2 separate regions of the Homo sapiens genome follow, and region 2 is linked to region 1. Evidence: read pairs that join two places in POLR2A ChIA-PET (ENCODE). Cell type or tissue: IMR-90. All regions are shown on one strand. Links, peaks and the distances in the headings refer to the core of each region. The heading gives the core; the rest is flanking DNA.

The links. Peaks named below come from ENCODE experiments on the same cell type or tissue, not always from the same donor. Only the 100,000 strongest peaks of a DNase experiment are listed, where the experiment ranks them.
Region 2: POLR2A ChIA-PET joins it to region 1 with 11 read pairs; 2 of 35 experiments call an interaction of 5 or more read pairs at or near these places.

Annotation. Positions count from the first base shown.
Region 1 is chr9:110,871,168-110,887,687 of GRCh38, forward strand. LPAR1 (lysophosphatidic acid receptor 1) reads right to left here. Exons shown (of 6, transcript NM_001351411.2): 6 at 2,096-4,555. The coding sequence ends at 4,254. Among named protein-coding and RNA genes, the nearest start is that of LPAR1, 160 kb to the right of the region's middle. In IMR-90, for the core only: no CTCF peak of the experiment used is centred there; a DNase peak (open chromatin) is centred at 9,154; H3K27ac peaks cover 1,994 bases.
Region 2 is chr9:111,129,865-111,146,384 of GRCh38, forward strand. No RefSeq gene overlaps it. Among named protein-coding and RNA genes, the nearest start is that of LPAR1, 100 kb to the left of the region's middle. RefSeq lists an enhancer at 9,928-10,097. In IMR-90, for the core only: no CTCF peak of the experiment used is centred there; no DNase peak of the experiment used is centred there.

The DNA of each region.
Region 1 (16,520 bases), core at 7,042-12,041:
ATAATACAGCCAGCCAGCCTGGATTAGGTTATTTTGCTATAATGGACTTTATTGGACAAATTGATGAAGGTTGAACGGGATCTGTGAATTAAATGATAGTTCCTGCATCAATGTTAATTTGACTTTAATAATTGCATTGAGGTTATGAAAGAGAATGTCCTTATCTGTGGAATTACATAAAAAAGTATTCAGGGCTGATGGGGCATCATGTTGGCAATTTATTCACAAAATCTGTAAATTTGGTTAGCTTTTCCATAAGTTCCAAAATGCAAGTTATCTTTAACATAAAAAATTGGGTTGAGAATTCTCTCTGCAGGCTAGAGCTAGATTAAGGAATCTTGTGCCCAATTTCTCCTTCTTCCTCTTCTAATGAACATCCATAATCAAATGAGGATAGCATGATTGAAAATGGAAACTTTTTTTTTTTTTTTTGAAAATGGAATCTTCTAAATCAAGGATTGGAAAACTTTTTCAATAAAGGGCCAGAGAGTGAATATCTTAGACTCTGAGGGCCATTATAGACTCTGTTGCAACTACTCCACTCTGCGCTAGTATTTAATGATACAAAAGCAGTCATAGGGAATTAATAAACTAATAAGGATGGCTGTATTCCAATAAAACTTTATTTATGGACATTGACATTTGCATTTCTTATAATTTTCATGTGTCACAAAATATTTTCCCAACCATTTAAAAATGTAAAACCTGTTCTCAGCTCATAGGTCATACAAAAATAAGTGGATTCGACTGATGTGCCTTAGTTTGCAAATTCAGCATATTTTCAAATGGTCATTACATGTCACATCATTAAAGTTCATATTCAGAGTTATAAAGCTCATATTCATAGACTATTTGCTAATAATTTATGATTTAAGTTTATAATTTAATATTTTGTTAATAGTCTATGAATATGAGCTTTATAACATTAAGGGAAGAATTAGAGAATTTGCTGTGTAGACTACACAAGATGCAGGTGAATGCTAGAACATGAACAGCCCTTGCTTAGGAAGATTAACAATACATCCTGGCTCCTAGTTACGTACATCTCTTCTATCATGCAGTGTCCAACCTCATTCACAAACCACCATTCTAAACCCACAAATAATCCCTAATTCTTATGGGGTTTGGAATCAGGTGAAGCTCAGTTGATATGAAACAATTAGCACTTTGTTTCAAAAGCTCTTTTCATTAAAATGTTCTGTTTACTTTGTTATAGTGAAGGGATGTGATAAAAGAGGTGTTTCTACAGTTTTTACCTAGCATGAGTGCACACTCTGGGTTTTAAGGGAAGGAGCTAGAAGCAGTATATAATATTTCAGAAGCTGAGAGAATTCTGGAATAAACTGGAAGATGAACAGTGGAACCTAAAACAATAGCTAACTGGGAAGGAGAAAAGGAAGGCTGATAAGATTCATTAATTATACGTTAGTTGCGGTTTTAGGTCTTGAAAATTATGGTTTCACTAATTTAAAAAGAGGAATATATGTGAGGGGTGGCTAATTTGTAAAGACCAGTTCAAAGATATTTGATTTCTAACAATCTTATATCCACCTAAAATTAAAGGTTCAGAATTCTCTTCCAAATCCTCATTGAGACATTCACTTGAATAAATATTTTATCTTTTTCCAACACCTTAGTGATATACTGAAAATGTTATAATGGTTATATCATTGGAAGATATATATATAACTTTTATCTTGTTGGTTATTAAACCTATAAGTAGAAATACCACCGTGACTTTATAAACTAGTGAGAGTGTTTCATAAAGTTGTCAAAATTTTTTGTAAAATCAGTCTTTCAAAAAGAAACCCACTCTAACGGTTATCCTGTTGAGCTAAAGTACCATCTTAATAAATTGTCTCCTCTCAAGGAACATAAACTACCACCTCCCAGACATTGGCAAGATTTATTACTCAGATTGAAAAAAAGCAGTTGTGGGCTGGGGGAGCACACGGTTGCTCCGCCTCAGGGTTAAGCAGCCCTTGTTACAGAGAAATAAAGGAGGTCATAGTGGGAAAAACACCCACGCAATGCAAGCTGGAAGACTCTCGAACAAGAGAAATAGCACTGACCAGAACCACACATTACCAAACGCTGATTGAAAATGATTTATTAAAGTCCAATTAGTATGCTTTTCATTTCAAATAATCCATATAGCCTCCAGAAAAATATGCACATGTGTAAAAGTCCACGTTCATTTCTTTCACTTCCAATATAAAGTATTCTGTATTTTGTATAAAGTACGTGCAAACACCTTTCTGCTAATCGGGTCCCCACATTCTTTTCACTACAGGTACTTTACAAGTCTGCCCTCTGCTCAAACACTAACCGTGCACTGACATCCTCCTTCCTAGACAGCCATTCATCTCCCGGACTTCTTTCTCTCAGACATCCTCCTGACCTCCCCTGACCTGCTTCACCACTGTGTTACCTCACTGGTTACTTGTTACAGCAAACTGATGCAACTACTAGTCTACCTGGACAACATATTAAACAGGTATCACCTAATAGGGTGGCAGCCTATCGGGGTGATTCCTGGCGAATACACAGTAACCAACCACATACTGACACACTCAACCCATTTGCTACAGATGGACCCACACTAATTGATATGACAATCCTTTATTCACTCGGCACATTTGGTTTCTTTGCATTTTCTTCCATTTTACATTGCAGGTGTGGCTACCAAGAGCTGGATAACGAGTCCCTCAAACAAAGTTTGGAATTGCGAGATATATTGGGGTACCTTGATTCTTGAGACAGTTGAATTCTTCTAGTTGATCTTGTTGTATTAAAAAGTCACTCTCAACTGAAGTGACCACTGCATTTCTTTTGTAAAAAGGTCATTTGACTGGCTTTTCCTCACAACTGCCACCCATGCAGTACAAAAGCAGGAAATCCCTTTTCATGAAAGGTGTAAGTACAAGATGACATTTCACATTTTTTTAAAAAAAGAATCCTTCATGGGAATATATCCTAATAATCAATTATATGGAGACAGTTTTATGTACACCAAATTTCTGCAACTTTATAATAATGAAAATTAGAAACAACCTAAATAGTTAACAACATGGGAATGGTTAAATAAACTGAGTTGCATCCATTAAATGGAATATAATATAGCCATTAAAATTATGTTTTTGTAAAATTTTTAATGCCATAAGAAAATGTGGCAATTTTGCAATGAAAAAGATCTACTTATAAAACTGTTTACAGTATGACTCCAATTATGTAAAAAAAGTATACAATACACATATAGGCATACATGGGGGTTGCTTTTTAAAGGTGGTTACTTCTGGGTTGTGATATTATCAGTAATCATTTTTGCTTTTTTATACATTTCTGCATTTTTCAAGTTTTCTATGATGAGTATATTATTTTACAAAGACTACGAAAATTTTCCTCTGATATACTGGTAATTAGAATGTACTTGGGTATTTTAAATATATGGGAACAATATTATAGTGCTTCATCTTCTATGACTTTTTTGGAATACATATCACTTTGGTAATAAACTTACATTCCCTGTTTTATACTTGTTACAACATTTTAATTAAACAGTTAATATTGTGATTAGAGCATTGTTTGCTTCATGACCTAAACAAATACTGGCTTTGAAGTCTAGGTTCTATTTCCTAGAAGATTTAACATTAGTATCCTTTTAATCTTTTTAAGTAAGGCATACTGCATACATACATTACATGCATGCTTTCTAAACAAAAGATAATTCCAACTTACAGTTTTCCTATGTAAGGGAAAAAATGGAATTATGGTAGTTTAAAAGCAGTCCATAGTCTCATCCATCACAAACATGCTGATAGGCATAAACGTGTTTATTAAGTGAAACGTATCCTTTAAAAATAAAAAAGGGAAGCCTGTATATAAATGAAGTTGTGGATTCAACTAGCCAGAATTTATTCTGACTTGCACCAAACCACACAAAATCTTTTAAAAGTCTAGTTAGTGTAGTCTAAATGGACACTCCAGAGTCTGTTCTTGAATTCCATTGCAAGAGCTCCAACTTCCTACTTTCAGAAGGGATGGGGATCAAGATGAGGGTTGTCACATAAGCTAATTTTCAATATATATCAAGTCTTGTGGGGTCCAGGAACAAATACTGTCATTGGTTAGTGTTTAAGTACATGAGTTGACTTTTCTCCTCTCTCACACCCCACCTTGCCCTGGCAATTGGGTAGGGGGAGGCTGTTTATCCTCCAAGAGAGGACGGCTGGTTCCTCATCTCAGTTTCCGTTCTAAACCACAGAGTGGTCATTGCTGTGAACTCCAGCCAAGATGGTGTGGTTGAGGGAGGAAGCCGAGCGGTCTGAGCCTTCTGTGGGGCCGGTGGGGTTCTCACTGCGCTGGCAGCAGAGGATCTGCCTAAAGGTGGCGCTCATTTCTTTGTCGCGGTAGGAGTAAATGATGGGGTTCATGGCAGAGTTGAATTCAGCAAGGAGAAGGAAGAATTTCTCATAGGCCAGCACGTCGCACTGTGGACAGCACACGTCTAGAAGTAACAAAACCAATCCAGGAGTCCAGCAGATGATAAAGGCCCCTACAAGGACAAGGATAGGGATCAGAAGGATTTTTAAAAAGAGAATGAAAAAATATTATAAAACATGCGACCATAAAGTGAAATGATTTCAGTTCAATATAAAAATACTGAAGTTGGAAGCCACCATTGTCGCAAATGAAATACTCATTTCCTGAGAAAATCAGAAAAAATTTAACGATAGTCAACTTAAAATTTTATTTTGGACGTTACTAAAATCAAGCAATTATGAGACATTGATGATTATTATTTTGAGCAAAACACAAAGAGTTTGATAAGCAATTGAGATATGAAAAACTGCATTCAGGAAACACTTCACCTCACATAACAACATGGTTTTTAATAGCAGTGTTATTTTCAGGCAAAAGATAAGCACGAATGATAAGTGTCCTTTAATGTTTAATTAAGGCATAGTTTCTGGATTCAGGTTGTCTGGGCCCAAATCTTTGTTTGACATGTAATAAACTGGGTGAACTTAGGCAAACTACTTTCTTTCCTTAATTTTCCCATCTGAAAATGCAGATGATTATATTTACACCTCATAAGGTTTGTTGTATGGATTAAACAAGTGTTAAGGAAATAATCACTCAATCTGTATCTACAATAACAATAATAATTATTACCTGCTGAGTAGCATGGGCCTGTTTGGAAATTGTGATTTTCAATGACAAGATCTATGTTTTATTTTTATTCAACAACTACCCACATAGTGCTGTCCTATATGCTTTACCAGTAATAATTTATTGAATTTTCACAGTAGCCATATGACATAGAAACTAATATCCCCATTGTACAGATGAAGGAACTGAGACCCAGAAAGTTTATATAACTGGCTCAAGGCCACAGTACTGGAAAGCAGAAAAATCCCAGAGTTTCTGTTCTTAGAGGCTGCCTCCAGAGTTCAAGCTCTAGAAAATATTACATTTCTATATCTTGAAAATGATAACATTAAATATTTTAAACCAAATTTACTATTTCAGATGTTCTACTAATTTAGATCAACTTTGTTCTCTTTCTTCCCCCAATTATTCTGAATCATTACAATTTTACTATAACTGTAAGAGGAATGAAAATATAGATGAGATGCTTAATTCTATTTCATTTAGTTTCTGAAATCACTCATCATTTGGATCCCAGGAAAATGGAGGTTGTAAAATAGCATTAAATCCTACCACTGTGTTACTCCAGACTCTGCTGGGGATCTTCTACTGAAAGAACATGAGCCAACAGCGGTGGGCACCACTGTGTCCCATTACACCTCACCTAATGGGCCCCATATGTGTAATCAGGCAGGCTACATATGTGTAATCAGGCAGAGCGGAAGTAGGAGCAACCCCAGAAGGGCATTTGCATCTTCAGATTTAAATGGCGCTGGCTTTGGTGGATGCAGGCTTGGACTGGGGTCATGGATTTGGTCCAGCCTCAAGGAATTAGTTTCACAAAATGTAAACAAATGAGATTTAGTCTCCAAACAGCCCACTTTTGAATCTGAGCTTTCTTTTGTGAAACTTTTCAGCAGGGAAATGAAAATAAAGGAGAAAAGTACCCCCATAAAGCTCTTTGTTCTACAACACAAATGTGTATTGGTTTTAAACTGCTGTTCACTTTGAAGATTGGCCAAGGTACTTCATTTTCTAATAAATACAACACCTTAGACTTTCCTTGGAGAGAAAAAAATATTTCAAATATCAGGAGATAATAGCCAAGGAGCAATTTGAACTTCAATAAAAATGTTAATAAAGCATTCATTCCAAGTCCTTGAATTTCCTTGCTTGAAAATCACTCAGAAAGCTAAACATAAAGGAAAATCAAAGGAATGCCTCTTGGGTTTCAGAAATAATGCATTATTCATTGAGAAGCCAGGAAGGGAATTATTCTCAGGATGGAAAATGCTTGGATGGAAAATGCATGGTCCCATTATGCCATTTACTTGGAAACTAAAAACACACAGTCCCTTCATGAATGGAACAGCATTCTTTCAAGTTTCCTTTCCCCTTCCTTTTATCAAAGCTCTAATTGAGTTCAAATTCAGAACTTGATTAGACACAAGGAACATGCATCTCAATAGCTAGATTTTAAATAAAATGATCTTTTTCTCCTTCTGGGCAACAGAAGGGAATATCTTTATTCTCTCATACTTAAGCTGCTTGACTTTGCTCAAAAGTGAGAGAATTCAAACACTGTCATTTGTTGTTTATAATTTCTTCCCATGTTAAAATTTAAAAGGTGTAAGATCTTTCCAGAAAGAGCCCATAAGCCTTACTTTTAGACCAAGAAATGCAAGGAACCCTGCTAGACTGAAGGCAGGAAGTGGGAAACACCACAGCCTGACACAGGAGCTTCTATGTATGGATGCTTCATTGAGGAACCTGGATTCCTCTCCTTTATCTTCTTCACTGAAAGGAACTGGTTTTTGTACTAGGATTAAGCCCAACCACACAGTCCCAACACTCTGTGTTTGGATCTTCAAGACTCAATCCAATAATTTCAGTGACTCACAGTACAGGCCTCCGAAATCAACATCTAAAACCAATCATATGGAAATTCTGCGCCCCCCTCCCCCTCCTTTCTATTTCACAGAGGCCTCAAGGATCAAACTGACCAAAAGATGAGGATGCACTACAGAAGACGAAAATGGGGGCTGGAAAATTGTAAGGGATGAGGTTCCTAACCCACAATGAATGGATATTCTGAAATAAATTTTGCTCAAATTAAGGATTTCCCCTTGAGCTTCTGAAAACAATAATAAACCACACCTAAACCCCTTTAATAGTAAGGAGCTAACCATAATTCAATCAGGTTACAGGACTTGAGATGTGCATTGTGGACCCCATCAACATGTAATCTACAGAGAGTTCAGCGTACACCTGAAAGGTTGATAAGAGTTAAAACACCTCCATCTCAGCACCTCTGAAGTGGAGAAATAATAGCTCCCTGCCTCCTCCACATGGCACAGTGAGGATCAAACTGAGATACAACTTGTAAAAGCCCTCTATAAACTGTGCATCTACCTGACCACCATGACTTACGTGAGTGGCACGCTGGCGTTGCAGAGCCCTAGGATAGATTCTCCAAGGGCAGAATGTGAAAATGTGTTTTGGACAAGAAAGAGCTGGCATGTCAAAAGGCTCTGAGACAATACTATCCTGATTATAAAGAGATTCCTAGGACTTGCAGTTGGGTATGAAGAAGATAACAAGAGGGAATAGAGAGACAACATAGGGAAGCAAATCATTTTGGAGGTTCTCATGGGTCAATGCCATCACCTACCAAGATGGGGAATGAAATATAGTACTCAGTAGTCATAGTGCTTTGAGTAGTTTGTATATTTCCAGCACATTTCTGATAGAAGAATCCCACAAACCCAGGCACAACACCGATGAATGGTATGCAACAGTATGAAAGTAAGAGGAAGGGCCCGGTGCGGGAGCTCACGCCTGTAATCCTAGCACTTTGGGAGGCCGAGGTGGGTGGATCACCTGAGGTCAGGAGTTTGAGACCAGCCTGGCCAACAACGGTGAAACCGCATCTCTACTAAAAATACAAAAATTAGCCAGGCGTGGTGGCGCACACCTGTGGTCCCAGCTACTTGGGAGGCTGAGGCAGGAGAATCACTTGAACCCAGGAGGCAGAGGTTGCAGTGAGCCAAGCTCACACCACCACACTCCAGCCTGAGTGACAGAGCAAGACTCCATCTCAAAAAAAAAAAAAAAAAAAAAAAAGGATGAAGAAGTGTGGTTATTTATTGTAACATCAGAAACAGAAGTAGCAGAAGATAAGATGTCCAAGGTCACAAAGGTCTTGTATATCTGGCTATTTGAAATTTGTCCAGTCCAGCATACATTCTCAACCCTAGCCACACATTACAATAGTCTGCAGAGCTTCTTTAAAAAATAAAGACCTTCACCCACACCTCCCACTATGGGATTGTAATCTCATTGGCCTTACTGGTCAGATTTTCATTTAAGACACAACATTGGTGACAGAGTGGAAGAAGAAAATAAAGTAAAGGCAAAACTATTTCCAAATTCCAGAAGAGAGATAATGAAAGCCAGAATCAGGACAGCAGCACTGGGAAGAGATATAGAAGGACTGGAGAAGTATTTAGGAGACGGACTCCATGAGATGGATGAGACAGAGAAGTCTAGAATGACTTCTAAATTTTCACTTTGGTTGAAGGAGGAAACACAGGAGAAAATGTTTACTGGTGTTTTGTAAGGGAGGTAAGGAGAAGAAGACAGCTGATGAGCTGGGTTCAGTATGTGTTTAGTTTGAGGTACCTGCAAGACATCTAATGGAAATGCCTTAATTACATCTAAATAGGCTCATGGCAATTTGTGTCATGGGAAACTGTCTCACAGCACGCTGAACAAAAGTGGTTATATTGTCCCCTGATTTGCCAATATTACAAGTAACATGGGGTGGAGGATATTCAAAACAGATCCGTGGGTTGTTCTTCCTTGAACAAGCTTTATTCCTCCCTGATGCATCTGTCAAAGCAATCTGTGAGAACCCCAATGCCCACAAAGATGGAGGGAGAGGTGCTGGAATGCAGACGCAAAAGGCAGGGAGGAATGAGGCTGTTTTGGAACAACAGGTCACAGCTGCAGATCGAGATCATATTACCACACCTTCCCTCAAATCTATCCAACCTCATCAGCTGAATAATGCTTACCATCTGGTCTCACAATTACAGTCTTTTTTTCTAGAATGACTTTTTCCTAACTAGTTGAACTTTGCTTACATATGGAATGCAAGAACCAAAGTTAAAGAGGAAAACAGTCCTTGCCAGAGAAGACCTCTAGAGACAGTGTCCAAGATTTTTGATGAAAAACACAGAAAGCGTTTCTAGTCTGGCTGGCAAAGTTGTGTTTTTACAAAAGAACCAGACATCCCATAGATCCAAAACAAGTCAAGGTAAATCAATTCTACAACAGCACTGTGCCCAAGGTGGCCTCACTCTTCTTGTTTTTCAAATGAGGATCCCAGAAACAGTCCCATCTCAGAGACCTGCGGTGGGAATCAAGGGAGAAAATAAATGAGTGCCTAAGTTGCTTTTTCTGTTTTCCCTAAATTGTTTATTCCCTCAGGTCAGGCAGCGTGGTATCCCAGAATCTAATCAAATTTTAGTTCATCTCTGTAGTTACGTTGTGATTTCTGCTATTAAGGTACACACATACTACATAGTTAGCTAGGAAATCCTTCAATGCTATGTATCTTAACAGAGCCTATGTCAGAAAAAGTGGCCACAGATGCAAAGCTTATTCTTCCCCAGTCTTGCAGCTAAGGGTTCATTATAATGGGGGTGTATGTGGATGGCTTTTTGAGATTAACGCTTTTTCTAAAAGAATAACCCAGATTAATTAAAAAATCTTTTTTCCTGACTATTGAAACTATATAATTTACCTGAGGTATCTCCACAGTATTATTGTTCTATATTATTTCCACCCTGATACCAATTTTACTCCATCTAGTTTGGTGTTCAACACTGCCATTCCTTCCTGGTCACAGCACATGTTGCATACATTTAAAGTTTCATGATTTCATTTATTGTATGATGTGCTCTAGTATTTTCATTACTCACTCTTGAGAGCAACATTTATCTTTTAGAGAAGGATAATAACACCATACAGAGCTCTAAAGCAGAGCAGAATACTCATTATGTTCTCTTTTTAACATTCCTGGGTGACAGTTTTAGCTTCATTAGACTCTCCTGATCACCACAATGCTACTTTCCTGTGCCCAAGAGAATGCCAAAGCTGCCTTCCCTCTGGTGTACTCTCCTTAACATTAAGTAGTGTGTATTGCGCACGTACAAGTTCCATACCCTACAACAGACTCTAACTCTCATCCTGCAACTGTACCTTGGAAAGTCCACATTGAAATGACTTGAATGCTAGTGCCATTCTTACAGACCATTCAGGTGCTGAAAAGCCAGGTAAAACCACTTCTCCACTGCTACCATCCTAGCCAAGTGAGCAATACCTTTTATCTGCCAATTGCAACAGGCTCTTAACCAATTCCTCTTCCTCCACACTGCTTCCCTAAAGTCCAGCTTGTACAAAACAAGCATAAATCAATTTGCACTAAGTCACTCTCCTGCTTAAAACCCTCCAAAGTCTTCCTACTTGAAATCCTTACTGCTATCCATAATGCCCTACACATGACTGGCCCTGCTAGTTTCTTGGATCTCATCTCTTTCCACTCGCTCCTCATTTACGAGGTTCCAGTCACACAGACCAAGCCCATTTCTGTCTCAGGATCTTTGCATTTATAGATCCATCTGCTGGGATTACTCTCTCTGCAGCTTTTTATGTCTATTTACTTATTAAATGTCGCTTTCTTAAAAAGGCTATCCTTGGTTATCCTAGCCAGAGCAACAGCCCACCACCATCACCACATTCTCCCATTTTATTATCATCACATGCTGATATACCCAAATGATATATCCTTTATTTATACCCAAAATTATTGTATTTATTGGTTTACATGTTTATTGTTTTATCTTCCCTCAACAAGAATATTAACTTCATGAAGGAAGGAATGCTACCTCTTTCATGTCTGTATCTCTGGAATCTAGAATATTGCCTGGCGACAGCAGACACTCAGTATCTTCCATTGGATGAATTAGCAAGTCATAGCTAAGCGCCTAGTACATATATCCCAAACAAGAAAAATTAATAAGTAGAAATGTCATTAAATTACGGGTGGAAAATAAACATTAACATCTACCGTGTGTAAGGTCTTTAAATGGATGCTATAGGACATTCAAAGGGGCATAAGGAAGACCCTGGAAGACCAAATTCTAGAATGGTGGAACAATTCCTACACACTTTTGAAGGTTCAGAATTTGTATCCTATAATTTTAACCTGTATTACCTGGCCAAATTATTTTTAAGTGTGAGGGTTTTTTAAATGAGTGCACAGATACATAATAAAAGTGCAAGCACATGAATGAGAACAAGCAGCAGCAATTTCCGGACAACTTCTGAGATGACAGGCAGGAGGAAGGAGTAGGGGACGGTGCTTTGGTTATATCTACAATTCTTTTCAGAGACCTGAAGCAAATTATGTAAAATGTTAGCATGTTTGATTTTAATGTTTGGTCATTAGATGATTGCCGTATTACTTTTTGTGCTTTTTATATATTCAACTCACTCATATTCAGATATTTATAAATTTAGAAATTTTAACAACAAGAAACTAGAAGTCTTGATTTTTCTTAAGTAAAAGGTAAGAAGAGGAGGCAGAAGAGTAGAAAGTTTGCTAAAAGTTTTGTCTTGTTTGGGGGCTACTGTAGAAACCGAATTATATCTTGAATTTTATTTTATTTTACTTGAGACTGAGTCTCACTCTGTCATCCAGGCTGGAGTGCAGTGGCATGATCTTGGCTCACTGCAACCTCTGCCTCCCAGATTCAAGCGATTCCCTTGCCTCAGTCTCCTGAATAGCAGGGATTACAGGTGCACGCCACCATGCCTAATTTTTGTATTTTTAGTAGAGTTGGGCTTTCACCATGTTGGCCAGGCTGGTCTTGAATTGCTGACCTCAGCTGTTCTGCCCACCTTCGCCTCCCAAAGTGCTAAGAATATAGCCATGAGCCACCGTGCCCGGCCTATATCTTGAATTTTTTAAAGTACGTTTTTAAAATTTAAAGTTAGCCACTATTAAAAATAGATATTGGATGTACCACTCAAACCACTAAAGAAACAAACAAAAATTTTTTAAAAAGGAAGGAAGAACAAAACAGTTTGAAAAGAAAACTCAATTTATCAAAAGGAAGGAAAAGAAAAGACAGAAGCAAAAGCAAGGAAATGCACACACGTAAATAGAATGTCAAGAATAAGCCCAAACATGTGACTAGATATCATAAATGTGATGCCCTTAATTCTCTTACTAAAAAACAGATTCAACACCATGACTTTTGAACAGATTTTTGTTTTCCCTTGAACTTCTAACTGCTTTTTCTTTTTATTCTCTCTTTTGTTACAGATAAGAAACACACAGTTTATTACAGCAGAAGCATGCCACAGATGTATTTCCAACTTTTTAATTATACAATTTATCCCCAAAGACATTTCCTGCAGCCCGCTGACTTACTAACCCAATCGAACCCATTGATTTCTAGGCCTGCTTCTCAGCTTCCACTGAGGGCTGCTTATTTTACATACCTAGGTGGCACATTGTTTCTTCTAACGTACATCTTTTTTTTGGAATCTCTTTTCTTCTCCCTCCCCCACCCCCATTTTCTAGAGTGTATCCATGAGCATTCTTTCTAGAAAGTTTGCATAAGCTTAAAATCATTTTCTCTCAGAACACTGTCTTCTAGTATTTAGTCTTGCAGGTGAGAAGTCTGATGTATGATTCCCATTCTTTTTGTGTAAAACACCTGCATAGTACGAGTCCTTACTTACTCGCCAAGCTTTGTCTTGCACTGCATGTCTGCTTTCTGGACATATTAGTTTTTCCATTCCTTTCAGTCTATCACAATCCCCCTAACCATGGGCCTTTGTACGTGTTTGCTCTCTCTTCCTGGGATGTTACCTGCTCTCCTCGCAATCTAATTCCTACTCACACTTTACTTACCGCTACTTCTGGGATGCCTTCCCTGATTAAGTCAAAAATCCCTTTGTAATATGCTCTCAGCACTATAAAACACTCCATGGTAGAAGTTATCACAGGTGTAATTTATTTTTATTTATAATGTGATTATTGTTTACTTCTGTCATCAGACTATTTTTACTCCACTGTGTCTATTATTACCTAACAAAATTTTTGGCACATAGTAAGTGCTCTATAAACATTTGTTGAATGAATAAAAAAAATAAGTGAAAGAAAGAACAAGGATCTGGCTAGCTAGCTACCAACCTAGGCCATTAACCAAATATTTTTCTCATCCTCTCCTACCTGAAACTGTCACAATGTCTTTCATTAACTTTGGGAGATCACAGATATCACTAGAATATAATGTCTTGGCTTTGCTCATAATTCTTGCTTGGCCCTTGATTGGCAATTTTATCTATAGTCTCACATTCGTCTTTAGATTAAGGAAATATCCTATTACTTTGAGTAATTTTCTTTCCATTGTTTCTGTTCATCTGAGACTTCTTTTACAATGAATGTTGGATATTTGGGAATCTACATTTAAAAATTGATGGATCCTTGATGTCTCTTAATTTTTCATTTGTATTTTTAACACTTTACTTTTTATTTGGTATCCTGGGTGATATCGTGGACTTATTTTCAAGGTCAAATATTTGATTTTTAGCTATATCCATTTCACTACTTGGTAGTGGCTTTTGGTTTGTCTGTTTATTAGTAATGGATAAAGGAGGGCAGGCGATCAGATTTTTTTATTTTCAGGAACACTGTTCTCTGAATGATACTTTTGCATAGTAATATGTACTAATTTAGTCAATACAGTGTCTTCTTGAATTTGTGAAGCTATTAATTAGAGTTTATTTGACGTTATTTTGTGTTTCCTATACTATCACTGTTTCCATGTAAGATGTTGCTCTACATTCAAATGCAGTGGGTGGGGGGTCATCATGCTTCAAGGAATGTCTATTCGTTATGCAGGAAACATTCCTGAATAGAGGACCCTCTTAATTTGAGAAGACAGTATAAAGAACTGCCACCAAAGTCAGCTTTTCCCTGTACCTAAAACATTTAGCCATGCCCTCTGAGTAGGCAAAATGCTAAATGAGATAATTACATGGGGAGAGATGTGTTCCTCTGAATGTTCTTATCTACAAATAGAACAAATAAAGTCAGAATAATGTTCCAAAAATATGGAAGCAGCACAACCACCTAATTAGATCCAGGATGTATGCACACATACTTCATTGCCAATGGTAGCTACTATTCTCAGGAACAGAATGTGACCCCTGAGGTCTATAAGCATACAAAAAAGGAAAGGCTTTAATTTACTCGCAATCAAACAATACAGTCTAAACCTTAAGATGGGTCACTGCCTCTTCCTTTTTTCCTAATTCTTGTCTTCTGATTTCTACCCAGCTCTGTCTTAGGGTGAAGTAACTAAGGTTAAGACTGACTTACCAGGCCGGGCGTGGTGGATCATGCCTATAATCCCAACACTTTGGGAGGCTGAGGCGGATGGATCACCTGAGGTGAGGAGTTCGAGACCAGCCTGACCAATATGATAAAACCCCATCTCTACTAAAAATACAAAATTAGGCTGGGCGTGGTGGCTCATGCCTGTAATTCCAGCACTTTGGGAGGCTGAGGCGGGTGGATTGCCTGAGGTCAGGAGTTCAAGACCAGCCTGACCAACATGGTATTACCCTGTCTCTACTAAAACCACAAAAATTAGTCGGGTGTGATGGCGGGTGCCTGTAATCTCAGCCACTCCGGAGTCTACGGCAGGAGAATTGCTTGAACCTGAGAGGTAGAGGTTGCAGTGAGCCAAGATTGCACCATTGCACTCCAGCCGGAGCAACAAGAGCAAAAATCCATCTCAAAAAAAAAAAAAAATTTAGCTGGGCGTGGTGACACATGCCTGTAATCCCAGCCACTCAGGAGGCTGAGGCAGAAGAATCACTTGAACCCGGGAGACAGAGGTTGCAGTGAGCAAAGATTGCACCATTGCACTCCAGCCTGGGCAACAAGAGCGAAACTCCATCTCAAAAAAAAAAAAAAGACTGATTTACCAGAGCATTATTACCCATCAATAACCAAAGGAAAAAAAAAAAAAAAACAATGCTACTCCAAGGCCTACAAAGAGATTATCTGGTAAGCCCTTACAATTTTCAAGTCACTGATATTATTTTAAACTTGTAAAACTATATATATACACATATGTATGCATACACATATAACACATAACATGCATGCACTATGCACACTCAGGATCCTCAGTCTTCACTTTGCTGTATCATAAAAAAGACAGTAAGATTTGTTTTCTTTTACATAATGTGCACTATGAGACCCAATCAAAAACAATGGTACCACATATATTCTTCACATAGAAAATAACTCACAGTTCTCAAAATGGTGAAATCTATTTTGCCTCGTAAACTAAGTGATAAATTGCAAAAGTTTTAAAAAGCAAAATTTCCCCCTTATTTAAAAAATAATAAATTGTAAACTTCACAGAAAATCAATGTTGTCAACTCCAGACCAACATCATCTAACTTAGAAAGTGATACTAAACTAATTGCATGACTGTGGTCCAACTGTTACTAAGGTGATTTGAATAATATTTATCCCTTTAAAAGGATAAAGGAAATTCCCCTTAGAATCTTTCCCTAGCAAAAGTTCAACATTAACAGGAAGTTTATAATTGGTTTTGCAACATATTTAATTTTTTAACTACAAATTAAGATTCTCCCAAAATAATATAAATCTAAACAAGTACTGAAATCTGGCTGAAAATGCTCATAGAATGTAGCTGATGACAAAATCCTGTGGATTTTTTTTCTTTGCAGTTCATGAATCACAAGATATGTATTACCCAAGACAGAAACTTCAAGGATAGAGAAACGTAATGGAAATTTTATTTACAATTCATTTTCTTACTATCAAAATGGGGAAAATATTAAAAATTTAATCTAAAAGCGAATTCAGAAAACTTTGTGAATTATTTACATAACCTAAAAATGTTTATATTTATATAAATATAATTTTTAATAGCCAAAAGACATGAAAAGAAGAACAGTATAAACTGTAAATGTGGTCACTGTCATTCTTTTTGAGATTAGTTACATCTCCTATAGCTGCCAAATGCCCTGGATTGATCTTTAGGAAGCACAGATTCTTGGCAGAGCAGAAAGGAGGTACGGTCTGTTCTAATATGATAGCTATGTGTCTAAGATATCTCTCTTTATCAAAAACTTTTTCTAAATTAAAAAAATCCTTAAAGTAAGGTTATAAAAACAATTATTCAATTGGGAAGTGGGTGCTTCGGCTACAGAATTCCAGATTCACAATCATAAACATACTTTTTTCT
Region 2 (16,520 bases), core at 6,994-11,993, 260 kb after region 1:
TGGTGTTAGTTTGCTGAGAATGATGGTTTCCAGCTTCATCCATGTCCCTGCAAAGGACATGAACTCATCCTTTTTTATGGCTGAATAATATTCCACGGTGTATATGTGCCACATTTTCTTTATCCAGTCTATCATTGATGGTCATTTGGGTTGGTTCCAAGTCTTTGCCATTGTGAACAGTGCCACAATGAACCTTGTTTTTTTGTTTGTTTGTTTGAGACAGGCTCTCACTGTGTCATCCAAGCAGATTGTGCAGTGGTACAATCATGGCCCACTGTAGCCTCAACCTCTTGGGCTCAAGTGATCCTCTCCCTAAACCTCCTGAATAGCTGAGACTACAGGTGCACACAACCATGCCTGGCTAATTTTTGTATTTTTTGTAGAGACAGGGTTTTGCCATGTTGCCCAGACTGGTCTCAAACTCCTGGGCTTAAGCAATTCTCCTGCCTCAGCCTTCCAAAGTGCAAGGATTACAGGTGATGATCCACTGCCCCTGGCCTCCCTTATCTTTTAAGGCAAATTAAACTTTTGTCTGCAGCCAAAGTCATCCTAAATGACTCAAGGATGGTTCAGATAATGAGAGGATATTCCTATAACTGTAACCAGTATGGAGTAAAATCTGAAGATGACAAGCAGAGGATGAGAATTACCTGATCCAAACAGCATGAGTCTTAAGAGAAGGAAGTTTGGATTGGTGAGGTAAGAGGAATGATCAAGGAATAGCAATAGTCCAGGATACTAAGAGCCATTGCTACATATGTAATAATTAAAATAAAAATTTGTTCACTTAATCAACTATTGAATACCTATAAAACATGGGAATTATGCTCTGTGCCGAAGACACATGGTGGGCAAAAAGTAGACATGGTCTCTGCCCTTAATGAAGTTTTGAGTCCAGTAGAGGATATTTACGTTAATCAAATAATCACACAAATATAAAATTACATCAGCTACAACTAAAATTATATCTGCTGCAAACAAGAGGTTTAGATTTCTAGGTTGGGATGGAAAAAAATGCACACAGTGAAAATAATTCCCTCTCATTTCAAATGAATATAAATGTTATATAAAATTATATTAAAATATTTTAAAATATAGAACTTGAGAGAGAGAGAGAAAGAGACAGAGTAAGACATCTCAAGATATGAGAAATAGAAGGAATGTGTTTAGTGGGAGCTAAGGTACGAAGCCCATAGAGGACCCAGATGAGACACAAGTCCTTGGGACAAGGATTTTAGTGCCCTGTGTTGAAGGAAGCTGAAACCATGAGACTCAAATGCTGTACTGAGTCAGAACTGGGTTCACTCTATAAAAGCGAACACTGGGAAGGTGTTATTCGTGGATGAACTGAGAATCTCCACATATTTGCCCAAGTTTATGAATAAAAGTTAAGCATTTGTCCCTGGCTTTAGACCAGAGCCTCTATCTATACCTCACATAATGTGGGGCTCAGATTGCATTACTCCAGTTGACCAAAACTTCATAGTAGGAAGAAGGGAAGTAGGAAGTTTGAAATAGCCATTGTGGAGAATGGCTGAGTCAATGACTATTTTATAGCTGAACTCCTGTGACCTATTGTGTGGCTTCCGCCAGCAGCACTTGGTGTGGACAGATAGGGAAGGAACAGATGAATGAATTCATTTGGAATCAGGGATTTGACAGACCAAACCAAGGTGATGAACAAAACAGAGGTTAAAGAGAATTCTGACTACAGGAAGGAGTGTTTTTGAAATCCTGAGCTCTAGACATTAATCTGGAGACAAAGAAGGAAATGAAGAAAAGAGATGCTAAAAGAGTTATTAGGTTACTGTTATAAAGAGGTTGCTAAAAACTCTGATGGGAGTGTTGAACAAGCTACCGTAAGGAAAGGAGCCTGTGGTTACGGATACCTATATATGAATTAGTAATTTTATAAGTGGATCGATTAGAAGTGCTAGTGATTAGCATGCGAGTACACAGCAGAAGTGGAGAGGAGGAGGCCACGACTGATTAGGAGATCAAGGAGCTCAGAGCTAATGGCACAGAATGGGTCATCAATGTCATCTTCACCCATAGCTAATGTGGAAAGAAGACAGGAATTGAGGTGGAGATTAGACAGGTACCAAGATTTTAGAATGAATCCTAGGGAAATAATTAGGAATGTTGATATGAAATAGCAAGCAATAGGGCAGAATAAAGTTTAATGGAATAAGCCTCAGTGGAGAAGGTTTTTATGAGATGGTGGAGAAATGAAGTGGAAATGGTGAGCTACAAAAGGATATTGGCTCTACTTGCTGGTCCTATGGCAAATAGGATTAGTGAAAGTATATGGGCTAGGCAGGGTGGGTCACGCCTATAATCCCTGCATTTTGGGAGGCTGGGGTGAGGGGATCACTTAAGCCCAGGAGGCAGAGGCTACAGTGAGCCATGGTCACACCGCTGCACTCCAGCCTGAGCAACAGAGCAAAACTCTGATTCAAAAAACAAAAGAAAAAAATAAAAATAAATAAAGTAAACAGCCACAGCTGCTTCTAGTTTTCTTAGGAAAAGCCAGATTTAAAGGCAAGAAAGTAGAGAGAGAGAGAACATGCAGGCAATAGTTGAAAATAAAGGGATAGTTGTCACTGGCTATAGAACAGTAATTCTAGAGGGAATGGTAGTTTGACATGTGAAGGACTATAGAGTGGCTAGTTCAAGAGTAAGGAAGCAGCAAGCGTGATGGGGACTTCACCTATGCTTTGACTGGTTTAAAGGCAACGAGAAGCCCCCCTTTGTTTGTTTGTTTGTTTGTTTGTTTTGAGACAGAGTCTCCCTCTGTCACCCAGGCAGTGGTGCAATCTCGGCTCACTGCAACCTCTGCCTCCCAGGTTCAAGTGATTCTCATGCCTCAGCTTCCCGAGTAGCTGAAATCATAGGCATGCTCCACCACACCTGGCTAATTTTTGTCTTTTTAGTAGAGATGGGGTTTCACCTTGTTGGCCAGGCTGGTCTCAAACTTTTGAATTCAAGTGATCCACTGCCTCGTCCTCCCAAAATGCTGGAGTTACAGGTGTGAACCACCACGCCCAGCCCTCAGTGATCTTTTTGAGGAAGGTAGTCATGGGTCCTAGTAGCTAGTAGAATCAGCTTCCTTGACTGAGCTGATGGAGAATCCAAGATCTGTAGATGAAACTAGCTCTTAGCTATTTATTGAATGAATATTCCCTGCTAAGTATTTATTTAAACCTCACAATAACCTTGTAAGTATAATTATTCTAATTTTACAAATGAGAAAACTGAGACTTAGAGAGACTAAGTTTACGAAGCCAGAGGTTGCCACCAGGGATTTTGAGCTATAATACTCACGAGTTTTGTTTGACCAACATGTTTTCAAAGGACATACATATAACTCAGCAGTTAGAAGAGTTACAGCTAAACCATCTTATTAGTTTTTAATGTCTCCGGATTATTCCTGTGAACATCTAAATTTGCTAGCCTCATTTAAGCTAGATATATCTGGTTGCATATTTTGCATATTCTAAATCAACCATTTAACGAGAAAAGTCAGGTTTCATCTCTGCCATGACAGTGTAACCACCCTAAACAACTCTAAAACTTAACAAAATATATAAGGCAATTGCTATCAGGTACTGGACCACAAGAAATGCAGGATCATAATCCTCAAGAGAGGGAACATACATAGTATGAACTTCACATTTTCCCTGGATTGCTGCCTGGGGGCAATTTCCAGATGACTGGGTAGAAAAGTGAAGCCCAAGCAGAACATAGCAGCCTCACTGAGCTAATGAGGTAGGAGTCAGAGATTGGAGCTGCTGAAGCAGCTGGATTATGGCTTGGGAGATGATGTAGCTGCACAAAGAAGGAGGGGTCAAGAAGTCTGCATGGAGGCATCCAGTGGGTTATTAGCTAAAGACTGAGCTGTATATACACAGGGTGCATCTTCACAGGTCCAGCAAACTATAGCTGATGCAAGACTGAACTGACTGGAGATAAGAGAGTCACATAGGGTTAAGAGATGTTGGGTTTCTAGTCGAGACAGTGTTGAGAGGCCCTGTTGAGAATCCTGGACATTGAGATTCCAGAAATGCCCTAGGGAATAAGGACCATTACTGTAAGTAAAAGCCACACCCTAAGAATAAGGGGAGGAAGCATCAAAAAAATTTTTTTTGGTTTGCTACAACGGCTGAAAATTCCTAAAATCGGTGATAAACCAAACCTACAGCTTCAAAAAGCCTAGAGAACTCACATAGCATAAATTAAAAGAAAATCAAAATCAAGCCTAGGTATATTGCAGTCAAAGTAAAGAGAAATTTTTAAAGGAGCTATAGGAAAAAAAGACATTAAATATAGGAGGCCGGGCGTGGTAGCTCATGCCTGTATCCCAGCACTTTGGGAGGCCAAGGCGGGTGGATCGTTTGAGGTCAGATGTTCAAGATCAGCCTGGCCAACATGGTGAAATCTTGTCTCTACTGAAAAATACAAAAATTAGCCGGGCGTGGTAACGTGGCCTGAAATCCCAGCTACTTGGGAAGCTGAGGCAGGAGAATCACTTGAACCGGCGAGGCAGAGGCTGCAGTGAGCTGAGATTGTTCCACTGCACTCCAGCCTGGGCGACAGAGACTCTGTCCCAAAAAACAGGAAAACAAGGATACAAAAGATGGCTGATCTATCATAAACAGTGGAGATTAAGAGACAAGGGAATGTCATCTTTAAAATGATAAAAAAAATTTCAGCATTTTCTTTAAAAGAAAAAAAAACTACCTGAAAATTATTTAGCTAGTGACTCTATTCTCTAAAAATGAGAATGATATACAGATATTTTCAGATAAAGAATAGCTAGGAGAATTTGTATCCAGCCGACTTGCAATATAAGAAATGCTAAAGGAAGTTATTTAGGCTGAAGAAAATGATATATCAGAGGAAAAGTTGTGTTGATACAAAGGAATAAAAAGCACTGGAAATGGTAAATATTTGAGTAAATGTAAAAGGCTAGCATTTTTTTTTTTTTTTTTTTTTTTTTTTTGAGACTGTCACCCAGGCTGGAGTGCAGTGGCGCGATCTCAGCTCTCTGCAAGCTCCGCCTCCCGGGTTCATGCCATTCTCCTGCCTCAGCCTCTCCAAGTAGCTGTGATATTACAGGCGCCCGCCACCACGCCCAGCTAATTTTTTATATTTTTAGTAGAGATAGGGTTTCACCGTGGTCTCGATCTCCTGACCTCGTGATCCGCCCGCCTCGGCCTCCCAAAGTGCTGGGATTACAAGCGTGAGTCACCGCGCCCAGCTGCATTTTTTGTTCTTAATTTTCGTAAAAGACAACTGACAATTTAAAGCAAAAATCATGGCAATGTGTTGTAGGGTTTATATCATATGTAGAATTTATGACAGTAACACAAAGAATGAAGGTAAATGAAATTATTTCACGAAACAACTCCACTTATAATAGTATAAAAAATAAATACAATACTCAGGAATAATTTTTTTTTTTTTTTTTTTTTTTTGAGACGGAATCTCGCTGTGTCGCCCAGGCTGGAGTGCAGTGGCGCGATCTGGGCTCACTGCAAGCTCCACCTACTGGGTTCATGCCATTCTCCTGCCTCAGCCTCCCAAGTAGCTGGTACTATAGGCGCCCACCACCACGCCCTGCTATTTTTTTGTATTTTTAGTAGAGACGGGGTTTCACCGTGTTAGCCAGGATGGTCTCGATCTCCTGACCCCGTGATCCACCTGCCTCAGCCTCCCAAAGTGCTGGGATTACAGGCGTGAGCCACCGCGCCTGGCCCAGGAATAAATTTAACAAAGAAAGTTCAGGCAGGTTGTGGTAGCTCACGCCTGTAATCCCAGCACTTTGGGAAGCCGAGGCAGGTGAACTGACTGAGGTCAGGAGTTCGAGACCAGCCTGGCCAACATAGTGAAACACCTTCTATACTAAAAACACAAAAAATTAGCCGGACGTGGTGGCTGGCGCCTGTAATCCCAGCTACTCGGGAGGCTGAGGCAGGAGAATGGCTTTGGGAGGCAGAGGCAGTGGTTGCAGTGAGCCGAGATCATGCCATTGCACTCCAGCCTGGGCAACAAGAGTGAAACTCTGTCTGAAAAAAAAGAAAAAAAAGAAAGTTCAAAATTTAACAACTGAAAACTATAGTATATCATTGAAAAAGTAAAAGACCTAAGTAAATAGAATAAATGGAAAGACATTCTGTATTCATGGATTGGAAGACTTAATATTGTTAAGAGGCCTGGGCAACATAGCAAGACCTCATCTCTACTAAAAATAAAAATTAAATATATATATATTTTTAAGAGAGAAATTCTCCATAAATTAATCTATACATTTAATGTAATTCCTATCAAACTCTCAGGTGCCTTTTTCCCCCAAAATTACCATGCTGATCATAAAATTCATGTGATTTAAAGAACCCAGAATAACTGAAACAATTTTACAAAAGAAGTACAAGTTGGGCATGATGACAGATGCCTGTAGTCCCAGCTACTCAGGCGGCTGAGGTGGGAGGATCATTTGAGCCCCCGCAGGAGTTCAAAGTTGCAGTGAGCTATGATTGCACAACTGTGCTCCAGCCTGGGTAACAGAGCAAGAACCCATCCCTAAAAAAATGAACAAACAAAGTACAAAGTTAAAGGACACACACATCAATTTTAACACTTTCTATAAAACTACAGTAATCAAGACAGGATGATACTTTCATACAGATAGACATACAAATCAATGAAATATAATTGAGAATCTAGAAATAAATGCATACACTTATGGTCAATTGATTTCTGGCAAAAACACCAAGACAATTTGATATAAAAGAATAGGCTTTTCAACAAATAGTGCTGAGACAACTGTATATTCACATGAAAAGAAAGAAATGGGACCCTTACCTCACACCATGTCAAAAATTAACTCAAAATGATTAACTATAATGACCTAAATATAAGAGCTAACACTGTAAAACTTAGGAGAAAGCATAGTATAAATCTTTACAGCTTGGATTAAGCAGTGGTTTCTTAGATATGACACCAAAAGCTCAAATAACAAAAGAAAAAAAAGATAAATTGGACTTCTTCACAATTAACTCATGTGCTTTAAAGAATACTATAAGAAAGTGAAAAGACAACCCACAGAATGGGAGAAAATATTGGCAAATCATTTATCTGATAAAGGATTTGCATCCAGAATATATAGAGAATTCTTAAAAGTCAACAAGTAACTCAACTGAAAATGGGCAAAGGATTTGAACAGATATTTCTCCAGAGAAAACACATTAATGTGCTTTCATGTGCAATGAGCACATGAAAACATGTTCAACACTTGTCCAGGTGCAATGGGGCTCAGGCCTGTAATCCCAGCACTTTGGGAGGCTAAGGCAGGCAGGTCACTTGAGGTCAGGTGTTCAAGACCAGCCTGGCCAACATGCTGAAACCCTGTGTCCACTAAAAATACAAAAAAAATTAGCTGGGTGTGATGGTGCATGCCTGTAGTCCCAGCAACTCAGGTGGCCGATGAACAAGAATTGCTTGACCCTGGGAGGTGGGAGGTGGAAGTTGCAGTGAGTCGAGATCATGCTACCGTACTCCAGAAAAAGAAAATCATTAGCTATCAGGAAACACAAATGAGATACCACTTCGTACCCAACAGAATAGCTAAAGTTTTTAAAATAGACAATAAGTGTTGATAAGGATGTGGAAAAATTGGAACCCTTGTACATTGCTGGTAGGATTGTAAAATGGTGCAGCTACTTTAGAAAATAGTTTGGCAGTTCTTCTCTAAACACAGAGTAATCATATGATCCAGCAATTCTGCTCCTAGGTATATACACCAAGAAAACTGAAAACATAGGTTCACATAAAAATTTGTACACATTCTGAATGGCATTTTTGTTAGAAAAAAAAAAACCTGTACACAATGTTCATGCAGAATTTTCATATAGCCCAAAAGTGGATACTATCCAAAGTCCATCAACTGATGAATGGATAAACAAAATGTGATATGCCCAAACAATGGAATATTATTCCACAATAGAAAGGACTGAAGCACTGATAACATGCTTTAACATGGTTTAAAAACATAATGCTAAGTGAGAGAAGCCAAACACAAAAGGCCACATATTGTGTGCTTCCCTTTATATGAAATGTCCAGAATAGGCAAATCCATATAGACAGAAGGTCAGTTAGTATTTGACAGGGGCTTGGAAAAGCAGGAATGAGGAGTGATTGCTAATGGGTGGGGGTTTCTTTGTAGAAATTAAAGTACTAATTTGATAATGATGATGACCATACAACTCTTCAGACTTATTAAAATCCATCCAATCCTACACTTTAAAAGGGTGAATTTAATGGTATTTGAATTATATCTCAATTTTTAAATTTCTGAAGAACTCTATGGAAGGACATAAGGGCTCTTATTTGGGATAGAAAAATTCAGTATTGAAAAGATGTCAACCTTCCCCAAATTAGCCCATAAATTCCATGTAGATCTAATCAAAATCTTAATAGAACTTTTTTTGGCTTAACAAAATGATTCTAAATTTCACTGGAAAAATAAATGTGAAAGAATCGTTTTAAAGTCTGGAAAATATAAAATTTAGGGTGGTAAGGTTATAGACTTAGCTCTCCTGGATATTATATGTGTATTTTGAAATGTTTGAAACATGTTTAAAATCACATTCAGTGAGGTTTTTTTCAATTTTTAATTTTTAAAATAATTCAAGTATACAGTTGGCCCTCTACATCCATTAGTTCCACATCCATAGATTCCAACCAGCCACAGATAAACAAATATTAGGGGGAAAAAAGATGGTTGCATTTGAACTGACCATATTCAAGCCTATTTTCCTTGTCATTATTCCCTAAACAATATAATATTAGCAACTATTTACATAGCATTTATATTATTTTTTTAAATTATACTTTAAGTTTTAGGATACATGTGCACAACGTGCAGGTTTGTTACATATGTATACATGTGCCATGTTGGTGTGCTGCACCCATTAACTCATCATTTAACATTAGGTATATCTCCTAATATATTAAGTATTATAAGTAATCTAAACATGACTTGGCGTATACAAGAGGATGTGCAAAGGTTTTATGCAAATACTACACCATTTTCTATCAGGTACTTGAGTATCCATGGATTTTCATATTCATGAGGGTCCTAGAACCAATCCGCCCCCCACCCCGGATACCCAGGGACAACCATGTGACTTTTATAATTATAAAGCAATAAATCATGAAAAAGCAAATTAAGAAATAAATACTCCAACTATGCTTCTTCTTTTCCAATGCTACTTTACTCTCTTTCAGGCTGAAAATCTCTTGTTTCAATGTATCATCGTATACATGATTTCAAGTCCCTTTTTCAGACTTGTTGGTTTCTCCGAATATAGGTTAATTTATGAATAGCCTCCTAGAGTTTGGCACCTAACCTGAGGCACATTTGATGTGGAATGATTGGCATAAAATAAAGGTCAATTTTCTTGTCATTCTAGTTACTTCATTTATAGTAGTGCATCCTAAAATCATATTAGCCTTTCTGGGTAGCTGATTCATAAAGTTGACTGATACTAACTAAAGCCCTGTGACTTTTTCAATCATTAGTGCTGCTAAAGCCCAAACTTTCTCTATTATCTTGTCTCTTTTGCAGTTGGTATCTGGAATAAAGTGGCCTTACCTTTATTTCTATCAAATTACGTCTTGATTTAGTGATCCCAATCCATTGCATTTGGTGCAATTGTCCAAGATACTCATTAACTCTGCCAGCTCTGTGATATCTGAAAATTTGAAAGGGACGATCTTTAGATCATCATTTAAGTCACTGATGAAAATGATTATTGGGATATCTTGGGGAACACAGACTACAGCATAATATGAAAATCACCATCTACATTGTTAGTTTCCTTCACGTTTCTGGCATCTAGCCCAAAGGTGCGCAGACCTCAATGCATTTAAGGGTCTCCTGGGCAGCTTGTAAATTCCCTAGACTCACCTCTAGAGATTCAAATTCGATAGTCTAGAATAGTGTCCAACAATCGGCAGTTAAAACTAACACCCACTTTTAGATTTGCGTAAGACTGTTTGTTTGCATTGGTCATAAGCGTGACAGAGAAGTCATGTCACAAACCTTGCTGAAGGTGTAGACGTTCATATTCATATTGGGTCTTATAATTTTTTACTGACAGTTTGACAGGATAAATGTATTTGTGCTATCTTAATTTACATTTTATTATCTTCTAGAATGAAATTGAAGACATTCTTATATTTTTCTTGGCCATTGCAAATTCCCTACTGATTCTTTTTTTCTATTTATCAATTGCTTTTATTTCTTTCCTGGTAAATATGTAAGCTATGGCTGATAGTTTTCATGTGTTATAAGGATTACAAATGTTTTTCTCAATTTCTTTGTTTCTCTGTTCTCAGTTTGTCATTTGTATTTTAACCTTTTTACATATTGTCTTTTTCTATAGCAAGTATGTTTCTATTTCTTCTGCAAAAAATCTAACAATTTTTATAATTTGTCATTATTTGAAGTCATGCCTAAAAACTCTTTCTCTGGGATTATGTAAATATTCAATAACATTTTCTTTAGAATACAACCTTCTGTAGTTTTATATCTTTGATATCTTTATATTTTTTGAATTTTATATACCTCTAGAATGCTTTTAAAATATAATTTTTGGAAAATCTGAATCAAGTATGTTAATTGTTGAAATACTAACAATTGAGGAATTGCTTATATGTATCATGAGATGAGACTGGTAAATTATACAGAATATCCATAAGATAGAATTCTATGCGGCAAATGAGATTTTGCCCTAAAAGGATATTTTCTGACATGTAGATATTCACAATTTAATGTTAAGTGAAACAAAGCAGAAATACATACACACATTCCAATTCTGTTAAAAATATTGTATGTATGTGCATAAAAGACAAAAAACTGAACAGGATACGAGACAGGATGGCTGTGATGTATGCAGAAATGTTAGCAGTGTTTGTTACTGTATAGTGGGGTAATGCATGTTTTCATATGTTGCTTACTTTTGACAATAAACATGTTTTAGCAACAAAACACACAAAAAGCTAAAGCTATATACTATGTTGAATTCTAATAACTTGAAGCAAAATAGAAAAATATGGTAAAGTATAAAGTGGGAATTACTTGGTTTTAGATGAACTGCATAATATTTGGAAGTTATTTAGACATTTTTCATTTTCAAACACAACAGGACTATGATCGTGAATCATCAATGCCCAGCCAAGTGAGTAATATAGCTACTTATAAGCACAGGTTTAACTACTACTTCTGTATTATATGCAAATACAAATATGGCTGGGCACAATGGCTCACACCTGTAATCCCAACACTTCGAGAGGCCAAAGCAGGAGGATTTCTTGAGGCCAGGAGTTTGAGACCAGCCTGAGTAATATAGCAAGACCCTGACTCTACAAAAATTAGGAATTCAGCCAGACATGGCAGTGCATACCTGCAGTCCCAGCTACTCAGGAGGCTGAGGCAGGAGGAGCACTTGAGCCCAGGAGGTCAAGGCTACAATGAGCCATGATCATGCCACTGCACTCCAGCTTGAGCGACAGCAAGACCCTGTCTCAATCCATCAATATTTAAAATATAAAATAAAAACTATATAAATACCATCTTTTACTGAAATGATGGATTCAGCATGTTTCCTTAAACTCTTATATTTAAATGACTTATTGTTATTATTACTTAGTAGAGATATAGCCTTGCTTTATTGCCAGGGTGATCTCAAATTCCTGGACACAAGCAATCCTCTTGCCTCACCCTTCCAAAATGTTGGGATTATAGGTGTGAACCACCACACCCAGCCACATTTAAATGTTTATTAATAGTCAACTAAAATGTAATTCTGGAATAAAAGCTCCAACAACATGAAAATTTAGGTGGCTATTGTGTTGGGGGTGTCCCCAAGACTACCCCCAAGGTTTAATGGTTTGCTAGGAGGACTCATAGGACTCAGCATAAACCTATACTCATGGCACAATTTATTATAGCAAAAATATCAAAGCAAAATCAAGGCTAAACCCAGAGGAAATCATGCCCAAGCTTTCAAGAATTATCTCCCATTAGAGTCACACCTGGTGTACTTAGTTCCTCCAGCAGCGAGTAGTGACAATATGTGTGAAATGTTATCTATGAAGGGGGCTCATTAAACTCAGCACCCAAGATTTTTACTGGGGGCTGGTCACAGTGGTTACCTTCTGCCTAGCATGTTCCAAAACTCCAGACTTCCAGAAGAAAAGCATGTGTTCAGCATACACCACGTAGGTTGTATAAACCGTCTAGACACAGCAAGCCACTCTTACCAGTTCTGCAAATGGTGGGAACCTTCCAAAAATTCAAGTTTCCAGACACCAGTCAAGGCCCTACCTTGCGAGCAGGTCTTTCTAATGATAGCAGTCTCAGAACTGTTGTGTTCCTTTCTGTACATACCTGTTCCCTCTTAAGGTACAGTTACCAAATTACCAGATGTGGGAATCATGTACACAAATGTGTTAGATTCATCCATACTCAGTTAAACAACAATAACAAAAAAGTAAATGAATAAAGTTTAACTGAAACTTTAATTTTTTTTTTTTTTTTTTTTTTTTTTGAGACAGCGTCTTGCTCTGTCACCCAGGCTGGAGCGCAGTGGCACAATCACGGCTCACCGCAGCTTCGACCTCCTTGATTCAGGTGATCCTCTCACCGCAGCCTCTAGAGTAGCTTGGACTACAGGAGCTTATCACCATACGTGGCTATTTTTTGTATTTTTTTCTTTTGTAAATAGAGGCAGGGTCTCACTATGTTGCCCAGGCTGGCTTTAAATTCCTGGGCTCAAGTGATCCTCTCACCTCTGCTTCCCCAAGAGCTGGGATTACAGGTGTGAGCCACTGTACCCGGCCATTTACCTTTTGTAGCCCAGAAATAAATCGGTTGATAAGCTACCAATTCAGAAGAGATCACAAATAAAATTACCATGTTCTCCTAGACTTGTCAAATTAATGCACATTCATTATAGAAAATGTGGAAAACCCAGAAAAATATCAAAGAAATAAGATTCACTGGAAGCCCCAAATCATAGATTACCACTGTTAACTTTTTCTATGCATGTTTGTGTATGTATATATGTATATATACTTACATATACACATATATATACACATACATAGAAAATATATACATATATACACACGTAGAAAATATGTTATACACAAATTATATATTAACACAGTTGATGCCACACTCCATATTAGATCTTAGTTACCTTCATTTTGTCCATATCATTAACAATTCTGAGGAAACACTTTTAGTAATGACAAATATTCTAGCTCTGGCTATAATTTCTACAGTTTTCCCCCTTCTGTTGGATGTATAGATTGTTTCCTGCCATTCACATTTTTCCAAACCCTCATAAAAACTTTCTGTGCCTTCCTATTACTCTTAGAATAAGGTCAAAATTTTTAACACAGTCAACAAGACCCCACATCTTTTAAGACCTCCCTCTCTCTACCCCTCCACTTCATTTTTTCCCATTTCTTCTTGACACTGAGCCACCATAGCTGCCTTTGAATTCCTCAAATGTGCCACTGTCTCTCACCTCATGTTTTCCATATGTGTAGGTAGCCCCCTACATTATATATCGCAATGATCACAGTTTTAATTTGTCATATAATTATTTAAAATGCCAATTTTAAAAATGCATGCCTCCTCACGTAGGTGGGAGTTTTAAAGGCAGGGACTATATCTGTCTTGTTCACTGATATACACTCAGTGGTAAATGTCTCTGCAACATAGACACGGCAAAGATAATTGTGGAATTAAAGGATAAATGCATAAATAGGATTCCACCTTTATGTTAATTTTTAAATAATTTAGTATATTTGATAACTTTGTTCACTGGATTTCCAGATTATTATTATTTTCTTTTTATAAACTCCCATTTCCTCCTTATGCCTCCTAATTATCTATAATGGTAAATAATTAAAAACCACTTAATTCTGCACAGGTTTTCCTTAATTCAGGCCTTTTACTTAACTATTTTATTAATTCTGATAATTTTTTGATTTATTCTTTAGAGTTTTCTGGTTACACAACCACAATGTGTGACTTATGATACCTATTTGATCACATATTATTCTCATTTTCACTTTTAGTAGTTATATTTCAATTTTGAATACTTGACTCAATATAGTACTTTGAATCAAGAAATTTCATATTTTTTAGAATTTCCTTAGGATAAGTGTTTTGCTTAATATATTCTTAAAAATCAATCTTTTTATGTATTTTAGTGTCTACTCTTTCAAATTTACGGAGGCTTTGTTATAGATAATTGATGTTACCTACATATTTTTGTTTGTTTTCTTTTTTATTTTTATAGAAACAGACGTTGCAGGATGTTTATTTGTTTTCAAGTTAGGATATTGGGCTAAAAGGTAGTGAGGGGACAATGGATCTTTCCCTTGGCTGGGTCCTGGAAGAACAGAGGGGCCTGGACTCCCTTGAAGGGTGCAAGGTCAAAGACCCACTATTAGGAGATGTGAACCAGTTCCTGCAACTTGCAAACAGAGAGTAAAAAGATAGATTCTCTGGAGGATCCTAGGAATGAGGAATCGGTTTTGGCTTGTGAACTCTGGAAATGTTCATATTTAGTATCCAGGATTTTCTTTTATATGGCAAATCTCCTTTTGTTCTCTTGTATTGTTAGTAGAGTTCGTTTAATTGTTATAGCCTGATCTTAGCTGAGCTCTGAGTATTAATTGATAGGCCCATGTGCATATTTGGAATGAAATTGTATAGGGAGAGTAATCATGGCCTAAGGAAGCCAGTGAAGAAATAATACATTGTTATCCAAAGATCAGAGATGCAGGCCAGAGTGGGGCTGCTGGCCGAAGCACACAGTAAAAACCAGGACTGACCTGGTGACATGGGTATATTCTCCAGGGAGTCTCAGAGACCTTGGGACTGTGGTCAGACATAATGAGGGCATGGATCCTTTCATTTAGAGTTAAAGGGAAGTGCTACTTCTGACAACTGTAGAGGCCAGGAACCTTTGGATTACAAACCAATAAATTCTTGTCACAGGCACTCAAGGAGACAGAATCTACTTTTCCAGATGCTTTTGTGTCTTCCTGCTGCACCGCCTACGATTACTGTTTTAAAGCTCTATTTCTAAATGCATGATATTAATAACTTCTTTTTTGAAAATGCTAAATATAGATGAAGCTACAACAAATGTGGCAACTTTCTACATAGTAATATATACAGAGAGCCACAAAATATTTGTGTAACTCTTCTAATTCTACTTAATGGGAACATTTTAAATTAATAAAAAATATAGAGGAAAGCATGAAAAAAGTAAAAGTAAATATGGGTTAACAAAAATGCCTTAAAACTTTGGAATAATAAACAAAAATATATTAATAGGAATAACACTGATTAATAGTGATAAGGAAAAACATGTTATTTAAACCATTAACACAGTATAAAAGTTTTGGAATCACATAAAAACTTGAAGAGATGAGCAAAACAGGCAGCAACATGAGTGCAAAATAGCCAATAATGTTCTAAGCAATTAAAAGTATTTAATAATTTACAATATTAAAAAGCATGAGGACAATAGTATGTTCTCTGCAAAACACACTCCCATGGCTCAGGGTTCCTGATAGAATGGAGAGGAGCCCACCACTGCACCAGTGGGACATTCTACTATCTTCACTATCTATTTATTACTTAGCCTTCATTAATTGTTCTTTACTATGCACTCTTCACTATTATTCTTATGTAGGTTGAGGGTAGGGCTTACATCTTCCTTAGCAAACAGTAATAGCTCCTAGCAGCAGTTGCCTTTCATACTTGTACACAAGTGCCAACACATGGAAATGTTATGTGAAAAAAAAGTGTCCATCACAGTGCAATTTATACCAGCAGAAAATGCAGATAACCTAAAATGCCCAGGAATAGGAAACAGTTAAACATCCCATCACATGTTAGCTGAGCGACATATTTCGGAACTCTTAGAAAAATCATGATTTTAAAGATGCAACCTGGGAAAATTCTTGATTGAATAGATGTAAAAACAATGTAAAATATACAGAGGTAATAAGCTTATGTCAAATTTATAAAACATATGGAGAGCTAACATAAAATGCTAATGACAGTTGTTACGGTGACAGGTTATGAATTTTTCTACTTTTTTTGGTAGGGTGAATTTACTTTCATAAGAAAAATTATGTGTGAAAATATAGATGAAGTCTCTTATTTGCACCCACGGTTTTTTGGGCCATAAACTAAAATCCTCAAGGTAATTAGGGATATGTGGCAGCCAGGTAGCCACAGAGTCCCATTTTCAGCCCTCCCAACAGGTGTTTCTAAAGAGCTCAGAATCCCGAGACCTACATATCATGTTGATTCAGCCATGTGAATGTTTTTAAGGAGGAATACCAAAAAGAGAATAGTCTTGTGGGATACATGAATGATAAACCTCCAGAAGAAAAAGGGCAGTGCCCTAATACTGAGC